Regions from separate parts of the Homo sapiens genome. Here region 1 is linked to region 2. The links are chromatin loops, found by intact Hi-C in ENCODE. Cell type or tissue: PC-3. All regions are shown on one strand. Links, peaks and the distances in the headings refer to the core of each region. The heading gives the core; the rest is flanking DNA.

Region 1 (4,389 bases), core at 150-4,149, 67 kb after region 2:
ACAGAAGTAAGGAAGAGAGAAGGGGAAGAAGAAAGACAAAGAGCCCACGCAAAAAAGACAGAAACAGGCATACATATATATACAAGGACAAAGAATCTGACTCTGATGGTATTGATGTTGCCATAATGTTCTCATGTAGGATATGACTGGTAAGCCATTCAGTCACAAATTTATCAAACATTTATACCATACTTTTTCTGTGTCAGATGCTGAAGATATTAAAGTGAGCAAAAAAAGGGCTCTTGCACTTAAGGAGTTTACATATCTAGCAGGGGAGCAAGACATTAATCAAGTAATCACACAAATAACCATTTATATTAGTTTCCTATTGCTGCTGTAACAAATCACCACTAACATAGTGGCTTAAAACAATGCCCATTTACTGTCTTACCATTCTGTAGGGTAGAGTTATGACATGGACAGAGCTAAAGTCAACATGTCAGCAGAACTGTGTTCCTTTTTGGAGGCTCTAGATGAGGATTTTTTTCCTTGCCCTTTCCAGCTTCTAGAGGCCACTCACATTCCTTGCCCATGGTCCTCTTCCTCTTCAAAACCAACAATGTTGAAACTCTCTGAGCCTTTCTTTCCTAATCACATCTTCCTGTTACTCTCCTACCTCCCTGATATGGTGTGAATTTGAGTCCCTGCCCAAATCTCATGTCCAATTGTAATCCCCCATGTTGGAGGAGGGGCCTGGTGGAGGGGATTAGATGGTCGGGGTGAATTTTCCCCTTGCTGTTCTCATGATAGTGAGTTCTCAGGATATCTCGTTGTTTAAAAGTGTGTAGCACCGTCCCCACCCATTAACTCTCTTCCTCCTCCTACTCCTGTCCATGTTAACATGTTGCCTGCTTCCCTTTTGCCTTCCACTATGATTGAAAGTTTCCTGAGGTCTCCCCAGCCATGCTTCCTGTACAGCATGCTGATCTGTGAGCCAATTAAACCTCTTTTCTTTATAAATTTTCTTTATGAATTATACTATATTATAAAGAAAAACCCAGTTTCAGGTTTTTCTTTACAGCAGTGGGAGAACGGACTAATACACTCCCTTTTCCACTTTTAAGGATCCTTGTGATCACATTGGACCCATCTAGATAATCCAGGAGAATCTCTCCCATTGCAAGTTCAGTTAATTAGCAACCTTAATTATCATTTGCCATATAAGGTAACATATTCACAGGTGCTGGGTATTAGGACTTAGACATCTTTGGGAGACTATTATTCTGCCTACCACACCATTTAAATGCATTACAGAAACCATTGGCTTAAATGGGACTATAATCTTTGTGCACAAGTGTAGAGCATGGGATTTTCTGGAACTATCCTATTCTGAGTTATGTTCTTTGCTGCCTACTTGTGTTTGTATTTGCTGTTTCCTCTGCCTGAGATGCCCTCCTCCTTAACCTCTACATGTCCATATTCTAGTTATATTTTAAGGCCTTGCTCAAATGTTGCCTAAATTTTATGAGGTGGAACAATGAACAATAAACTTAGTTCAGAATACTTCAACCTTTAGGGTTCTCAATTGGTGACTAATTGAATTTGTGTGGAAGCCACTGCATTAAAAATGAGTTTTACTATATTAAAACATATTTTAAAGTATTCAGACTGGGGTTTTCAGACACTTCTGTTTGGATCACAGAACAAAATGGAAGAAAAAAGCAGAACCCTCTAGCACTACTGAAGAGAGACAGAAGGAAGTACCTTGAAAACATCAAGAAGGGAATGTAATAGTCTGTTCTCACACTGCTATAAAGGCCATAAATAAATATCTGAGTCTGGGTAATTTAAAAAGAAAAGAGTTTTAATTGGCTTACAGTTCTGCAAGCTCAGGATGCTTCCAATCATGGCAGAAGGCAAAGAGGGAGCAGGTGTCTCACATGGCAGGAGCAGGAGCAGGAGCAAGAGAAGGTGGGGAGGTGCTACACACTTTTAAATGACTAGATCTCATGAGAACTCACTATCATGAGAACAGCACAAAGGGGATGGTGCTAAACTATTCATGAGAAATCCACAGGGGGCAAGGCCAAGATGGCCAACTAGAAACAGAGGCGATCAGAGGCGCTCATCGAAAAGAACCATAATTAGCGTGTGAATCCTTCACAGGTAACCAAGGTATCCAGGTTCTCTCATCGGAACTGACTAGGCAGCTGATGTGATTCATGGAGAGAAAGGAAGAGCAGTGTGGTGCAGCGGTCCACCTGAGAGCCACACGGGGCAGGGGAGCCCCCACCCCCCAGCCAAGGGAGGTGTTGAGTGCGCTACCCAGGCGGGGAAACCGTGGTTTTTCCATGGAACTGTGGAACCCATGGATCAGAAGATCCCATTCGTGAACCCACGCCACTGGGGCCCAGAGTCCCAACCCCTGAGTCACGCAGATTCTCAACAGCCTCTCAGCTGGAATCTGCTTAAGCCTGCAGAGCTCCCAGGGGGAGGGGCGACAAGCACCACAGCTGCGACTGCCTGCTATGTAAGCCATTTGAGCTCCTTGTGGGAGGGGCAGCAGCCAGCACTGCGACTCATAACTGCCTAACACGCTAAGCTCCCTGGGTGGGGGAAGGGAGGCTTCCATCTCTATAGCTCCAGGCCACGCTTTTCCCCTGCTGGAGCCAGGGAGACTGGATGGCTTGGTCCCAAGAGGTTTCCCCCATAGCCCAACACACTGGCAGTGGCAGACTGCGGCCAGAGCGCCTCTTCAGTCCTGACCCTGAGCCATCCTTCCTCACTAGGTGGGACTTCCCTGCAGGAACTCCAACAACTCCAGCCAGAGGCTCAAGGACAGAACCTGGATCTCCCTGGGCCTGAGCCCCTAGTGGGAGGGGTGGCCATAGTCTCTGTAGACCAGCAGACTTAGCCTTTCCTCCTGGTAGTTCTGAGGAATCCAGCCAGCCCAGATGAGTGGGTTTACCCTCATCAAAGCATGCCCCCTCCACCGAGGAACAGTCAAAGTGCTTCGTTAAATTGGTCCTGTTCCCTGAGCCACCCAACTGGGTTAGACCCTCCAACAGGGGTTGTCAGATACTCTATACAGGAGCGATCCTACTGGCATCAGGTTGGTTCCCCTGAAGGTTAGAGGTCCCAGAAGAAGAAAGAGGCACCCATCTTTACTGTTCTCCAGCCTCCTTGAGAGACATCTCCAGGCATGGGAGCAAACCAGATGAATAGGACGTGAACCCACAGCAAGCCATAGCAGCCCTACAAAAGAGGTATCTGACCATCAAAAGAAAAACAAACAGAAAGCAACAACAACAGCATCATCAACAACAAAAAAATTCTCCACAAAAACCCCATCCAAGGGTCAACAGCCTCAGAGATCGAAACTAGACAAACTCATGAAGATGAGAAAGAATCAACAAAAACATGCTGTAAACCCAAAAGGCCAGAGTGCCTCTTCTCCTCCAAATGATTGCGCCTCTCCAGGAAGGGTGCAGAACTGGATGGAGGAAGAGATGGATGAATTGACAGAAGTAGGCTTCAGAAGATGGGTAACAAAAACTCCGCTGAGCTAAGGGAGCATGTTCTAACCCAATGCAAAGAAGCTAAGAACCTTATTAAAAGGTTAGAGGAGCTGCTAAGTAGAATAACCAGTTTAGAGAGGAACATAAGTGAGCTGATGGAGCTGAAAAACACTGTACAAGAACTTTGTGAAGCATACACAAATATCAATAGCTAAATCGACCAAGTGGAAGAAAGGATATCAGAGTTTGAAGACAACTTTGCTGAAATAAGGCATGCAGACAAGATTAGAGAAAAAAAGAATAAAAAGGAATGAACAAAGCCTCCAAGAAATATGGGACTTCATAAAAAGACTGAACATAAAATTGATTGGAGTACCTGAAGGAGACAAGGAGAATGGAAACAAGCTGGAAAACACACTTCAAGATATTATCTAGGAGAACTTCCCCAACCTAGCAAGACAAGCCAACATTCAAATTCAGGAAATACAGAGAACACTACTAAGATATTCCATGAGAAGATCAACCCCAAGACACATAATCATTAGATTCTCCAAGGTAGAAATGAAGGAAAAAGTGTTAAGGGCAGCCAGAGAGAAAGGTCAGGTAACCTACAAAGGGAAGCCCATTAGACTAACAGCAAACCTCTCAGCATAAACTCTACAAGCCAGAAGAGAGTTGGGGCCAATATTCAACATTCTTAAAGAAAAGAATTTTCAAACCAGAATTTCATATCCAGCCAAACTAAGCTTCATAAGCAAAGGAGAAATAAATTCCTTTACAGACAAGCAAATGCTGAGGAATTTCATTACCACCACACCTGCCTTGTAAGAGCTTCTGAAAGAAGCACTAAATATGGAAATGAAAAAACTGGCAGGGCACGGTGGCTCACGCCTGTAATCCCAGCACTTTGGGAGGGCAAGGCAGGTGGATC
Region 2 (4,388 bases), core at 1-4,000:
TCAATCTGGAGAGAAAAGACGAATGCAAGGGAAAAAATTGGAAAGGACTATAAGACAGTGAAAACAGAAATAGCAAAATATGTAGCAAACCCAGTCAAGGCTGTAGCAGTCAGAGAAGGAAAAGCTCTCTGTCAGTTGAGGTAATCAGGGAGGCCTTTCTGGAGGGGGTGGGATTTAAATCCAGCATTTCAGGACAAGAAGGATTCAGTGGATAGGGAAGAGGACATTCCAGAGAGGAAAAATACTTTGAGCAAAGGTACAAAGTGAGGACATGTAGGTTGTACTCAGGATACAGAGCAGAGAAGAGGCCTACCCAATTCTGCCAGATTTAGGGGATAGACTGGGGGACCAAAATGCAGTCAGCCCCTGCTTCATGAATCACACACAGCATGGCACAGGGAGATGGGAGAGATAATGAACAACAAAACAAACCAAATGACAATTTGAGATGGTGATAGGTGCTATGAAGACAATAACCAGAGTGAAGTGATATGGCTGGAGATGGGAGAAGCTATCTAACTAGGAGAGTGAGAGACAGTCTCTGAGGAGATGCCATTTTTGCCACAACCCAAATGACAGTACATGCAGGAAAGCGGTGGAGAAAATGACAGGAAGATGGTTGCTGAGACCATAACTGGAGACTCTCCACCCTAGCTTATCTGCTTTCATCGAAGCCCGGGTGAAAGATATGTAGGGCAGCAATGAGCCTGTTTTCTGATTTGGTCAAGATAGAATGGGGTCCAGAAAAGAGCAAAGTGCATTTCTTGGTCACTAGGTAAGATTAGGTTGGGGACCTAGGCTAACAGAGTGGGCTACATTCTGAAGGCACTCTTTGCCCCAGTATTCAGGTCTCTCACTGAGCCCAAGTCCTGATGGGCTCTTCCCGCTCCTGCCAGATACCTAGCAGTTCCCCAGCTGGTTCAGCCTCTGTCAACTTTGTAGGAACTCAAGGCTCTGAAGCCAAGGCCTGACCCACAGAAACTGTCCAAGGCCCATGGGATCCACCTGAAACAGCCCACACACACAAGCAGGCATCTTTCTCCTTTTGTAAGGTCAGAGTCTATTGCTCTAGAGCCAGAACCTGAGGCCAACGCTGAGGGAATGGCTCCTCAAACTTCAGTGAATCTTCCTTTTACTCCTCCCTCCTTACCTTTCTCCACAATCACAGACCCCCTGCTGCTGTAGCCATGACCTGTGTCTACAACTGGTCCATGGAAAAATTGACAGGTTGGTGATTTGTCTTTGGTGCCTCTATATCCTTTCTGTGGCCTCTCTCTCCCTGGTCAGATGTCCAGGACCCTTGTGGTCTCTCCTTTCACCCAATCTCCTTCTCTCAGGAAACAATATTAATGGCCCAGTAATATTAAGATCAAAGTAACTAATGAAGCTTAAGCAGCATTTGCATTTTGACAGGATGGTATTGTAGGTCTTAGTACATAAATATGGAAGATTTTTAAAAATTAGATACTTAACATGTATTCCTGAAATGATGTTAGAAAGACAGTTGCTTATTCTGGCTATATGGGGTTAAACTCTGGTTTCTTAAGGCAGAAGCTAAAAGAAAGACAATGTAAGGGCAAGAAAGAGCCAAGACACAGATTTGTCATAACTGCAGGATGAGTTTATTTGTTTTTAACCATAATAATGATTAATATTATGGCAACACCCTGCATTGCGGGTATAAAAACACAATCCTATCCCAAAATATGACTCAGCCTCTGTACTCCCAGATATCACTGAAATTCCTTGGAAGGCAGCTGCAGCCCCTTGCAGAGGCTCCCATTCTTGCTACTTTCACAGTTGGACAAGACAAAGCGGACCCACAACCCTGCTGCTAGGTGCCCAGTCATAAGGGAAGGAGGACTGGGCCCACAGATCCCCACCCCACCCAGTATAGCCAACTGTACATCCTATTCAGACCAACAGTTTCCCCACCCCCAACTACCACTCGGGAAATGGGCTGCTTCTGGGCCAAATTCCCTGTTTAACAGCAATTCAAACACTTCATCCTGAACCTTTGAATGGAAGGGGTCGGGAAAGTTCAGAGGGATAAGTATTTGCCTTTATCCACAAAATGCCTATGCTTCCAGAACCCTACTCCTGCCCTCTTCTTACTTGAGGACTCTTTGTGATTATATCTTTTACACTAAGAAGTGAAAAAATAAATCAACTCCTCTACTGGGACCATATTCTTGGGTGTGGCTTTTCGGTTAACTAACTGATGCCTGGGACGAACAGAGGTAAGAAGCGGGGTGGCAAGAGCTAGGAAGATCTCAGAAGCCCAAGTATTCTAATTAACATTACTTTTGAGTGCCAGCTCCAAAAGTTTTCCATTTCTTTTATCATACTTATTGAAAAAGAAGCTAAGGCCCCAAAGAGGACAGGAACTTGCCGAAGGTCACATCAAAAATATATAGTAGAGCTTAGGAACATGAGCCAGGTCCTCCACCTCCAGCCAAGTGCTCCATCCAAAAAGATGTGTGATTCTCCCCAGTGACTCAGAGAAAAACACAGAGAAACAGGGTTATCAGAGGAGAGATTTGCAGTTCATGTGCTTTTATTCAACCTCCTAAAATGAACAGGAAGGAGAGACACAAACAGGTCCTGAATGGATGTTAGAATTGCAAAACAGGAGGGGCAGCAAGATGATAGTCTCTTCTGTTTTCAAAGATACTGCTCCAGCAATGGGCCACTCCATCTTCCCAGATGTTCTCCACTATCCTGGAGGAGGGAAGGGAAGGAGAGGAAGAAGTGGGAGAGAAAAAGTAAGGAAAAGATTTGGAAGAAAAAACAAAAGATGGCTGAGTCAATGTTTGAAAAAGAACAATGTTCCATCCCAGGATGCGTTGTCACCATAAGTTACAGTACAAGTTGGTTCCCTCTCTTCTCTCTCCCCCGCACCTCGACCTTCTGCCCTGTCTCAGACACACACACACACACACACACACACACACACACACACAGTCTCTCTCTGTCTCATTAGTCTCCCTTGGGCCTACCCTTCTTTTCTCCCCAGATACCTGGCCCAGGCTCTGGAACCTCTGGACTTCCACTGGTTTGAAGGAATTGCTGGGCCAGCCCCGTCTATATGCTGTTTGACCTGTATATTTGGCAGATGTTAGTTCCCTCTGCCATTCCCTGGGGGGCTTAAGCAGATAGTTTGGCAGAAAAATATCTATTCCAAATGGTCTCATTATATTCAAAGAGGAAAATGTCACATTTCCCGCCCCACCATCCATCACTGGCCTCTTCTCAATGTCTCCTAGACTGGGCTAAGACTATGTCTACACCTCTGCTACTCAACTCCCACCTCCCACCTCCTGTCTTTAACCTAGAGCAGTGGGCTTCGCTGGCCCCAAAGGAGAAGGAGGCCTGAGCCAACAAGAAAACTGCTGAAGCAAAGTGAGAGCCACTCTCCAGAACCCAACTAACACCTCATCATCCAGAGGTCACTTCTCTGGCAATCTCACATATCTGGAACAAAGCTGAGAATAAAGAAGTAAGAAGGGAAAAATAAGAGGGAGTGGGCCTCCAGGAAGTCAAAAAGATGTCAGCATACATACAATAAAGTTTGCCAGCTTTACTCATAAAAGAATCTTCCTGAGAGCCAATTTCTTTACTTCAGGCTAAATCCTTACAAGTGTGTTTATTGTTTCTGTAGCCACAGAAAATGAGAAACAGCAAATTATGAGGAGGCAGAAATACTGATAGCAGCAGAAGTGACAGTTGAATATAGATGTAGACAGCGAATCAATGTCCTGAGATTTTGTCTTTTTAATAATACAGCAAATTTGCCAGTCATGGTGGTACGTACCTGTAGTCTCAGCTACCCAGGAGGCTGAGGTGGGAAGATTTGTTGAGCCCAGGAGGCAGAGGTTGCAGTGAGCCAAGATCGTGCTACTGTGCTCCAACCTGGGTGAACGAGTGAGACCCTGTCTCAATAATAATAATAATACAGCAAGACTGACTCCTGTTGTCAAACATGGAGCAACTTGCTGAGCGATGAGAAAGTTGGCAAATATCACTGGCCAATCTTGTCTACCTATCTTCTTTAGCACATTGTTAGTTGCCTGACCATTTGATGGGTTATGATGGTGACAGCTAAACTAAGCCTCCTTCCTAAAAACAAAAAATCTCCTTAAGCCCAGGTGAGGTAAACCCAGACCTCTTGTCAGAAATGGCTGAGTGTGGCCACCTGTGCATCATAACTAACCAGCCCAGAGGTGGTAGGGGAGGACAGGGAAAAGCACTCAGCCTCCAGAGGAGGAACTTAGCAAGAGCTAGGCCGGGAACCAGGGCCCCAATCAAATACACCTTATTCCAAGCAGAGAGAAGACACTCAGGCAGGTGAACTGGGTCATGCAGTGGGGAAGAGAAAAGGGCTGCAA

The links. Peaks named below come from ENCODE experiments on the same cell type or tissue, not always from the same donor. Only the 100,000 strongest peaks of a DNase experiment are listed, where the experiment ranks them.
Region 1: a loop joins it to region 2, with 4 times the contacts of the local background. A loop is called at or near these places in 1 of 110 quality-filtered maps.

The regions. Positions count from the first base shown.
Region 1 is chrX:77,491,864-77,496,252 of GRCh38, forward strand. No RefSeq gene overlaps it. Among named protein-coding and RNA genes, the nearest start is that of FGF16, 47 kb to the left of the region's middle. RefSeq lists a silencer at 2,311-2,627 and an enhancer at 2,317-2,899. In PC-3, for the core only: no CTCF peak of the experiment used is centred there; a DNase peak (open chromatin) is centred at 2,488.
Region 2 is chrX:77,425,293-77,429,680 of GRCh38, forward strand. No RefSeq gene overlaps it. Among named protein-coding and RNA genes, the nearest start is that of FGF16, 20 kb to the right of the region's middle. In PC-3, for the core only: no CTCF peak of the experiment used is centred there; a DNase peak (open chromatin) is centred at 1,679; H3K27ac peaks cover 2,701 bases.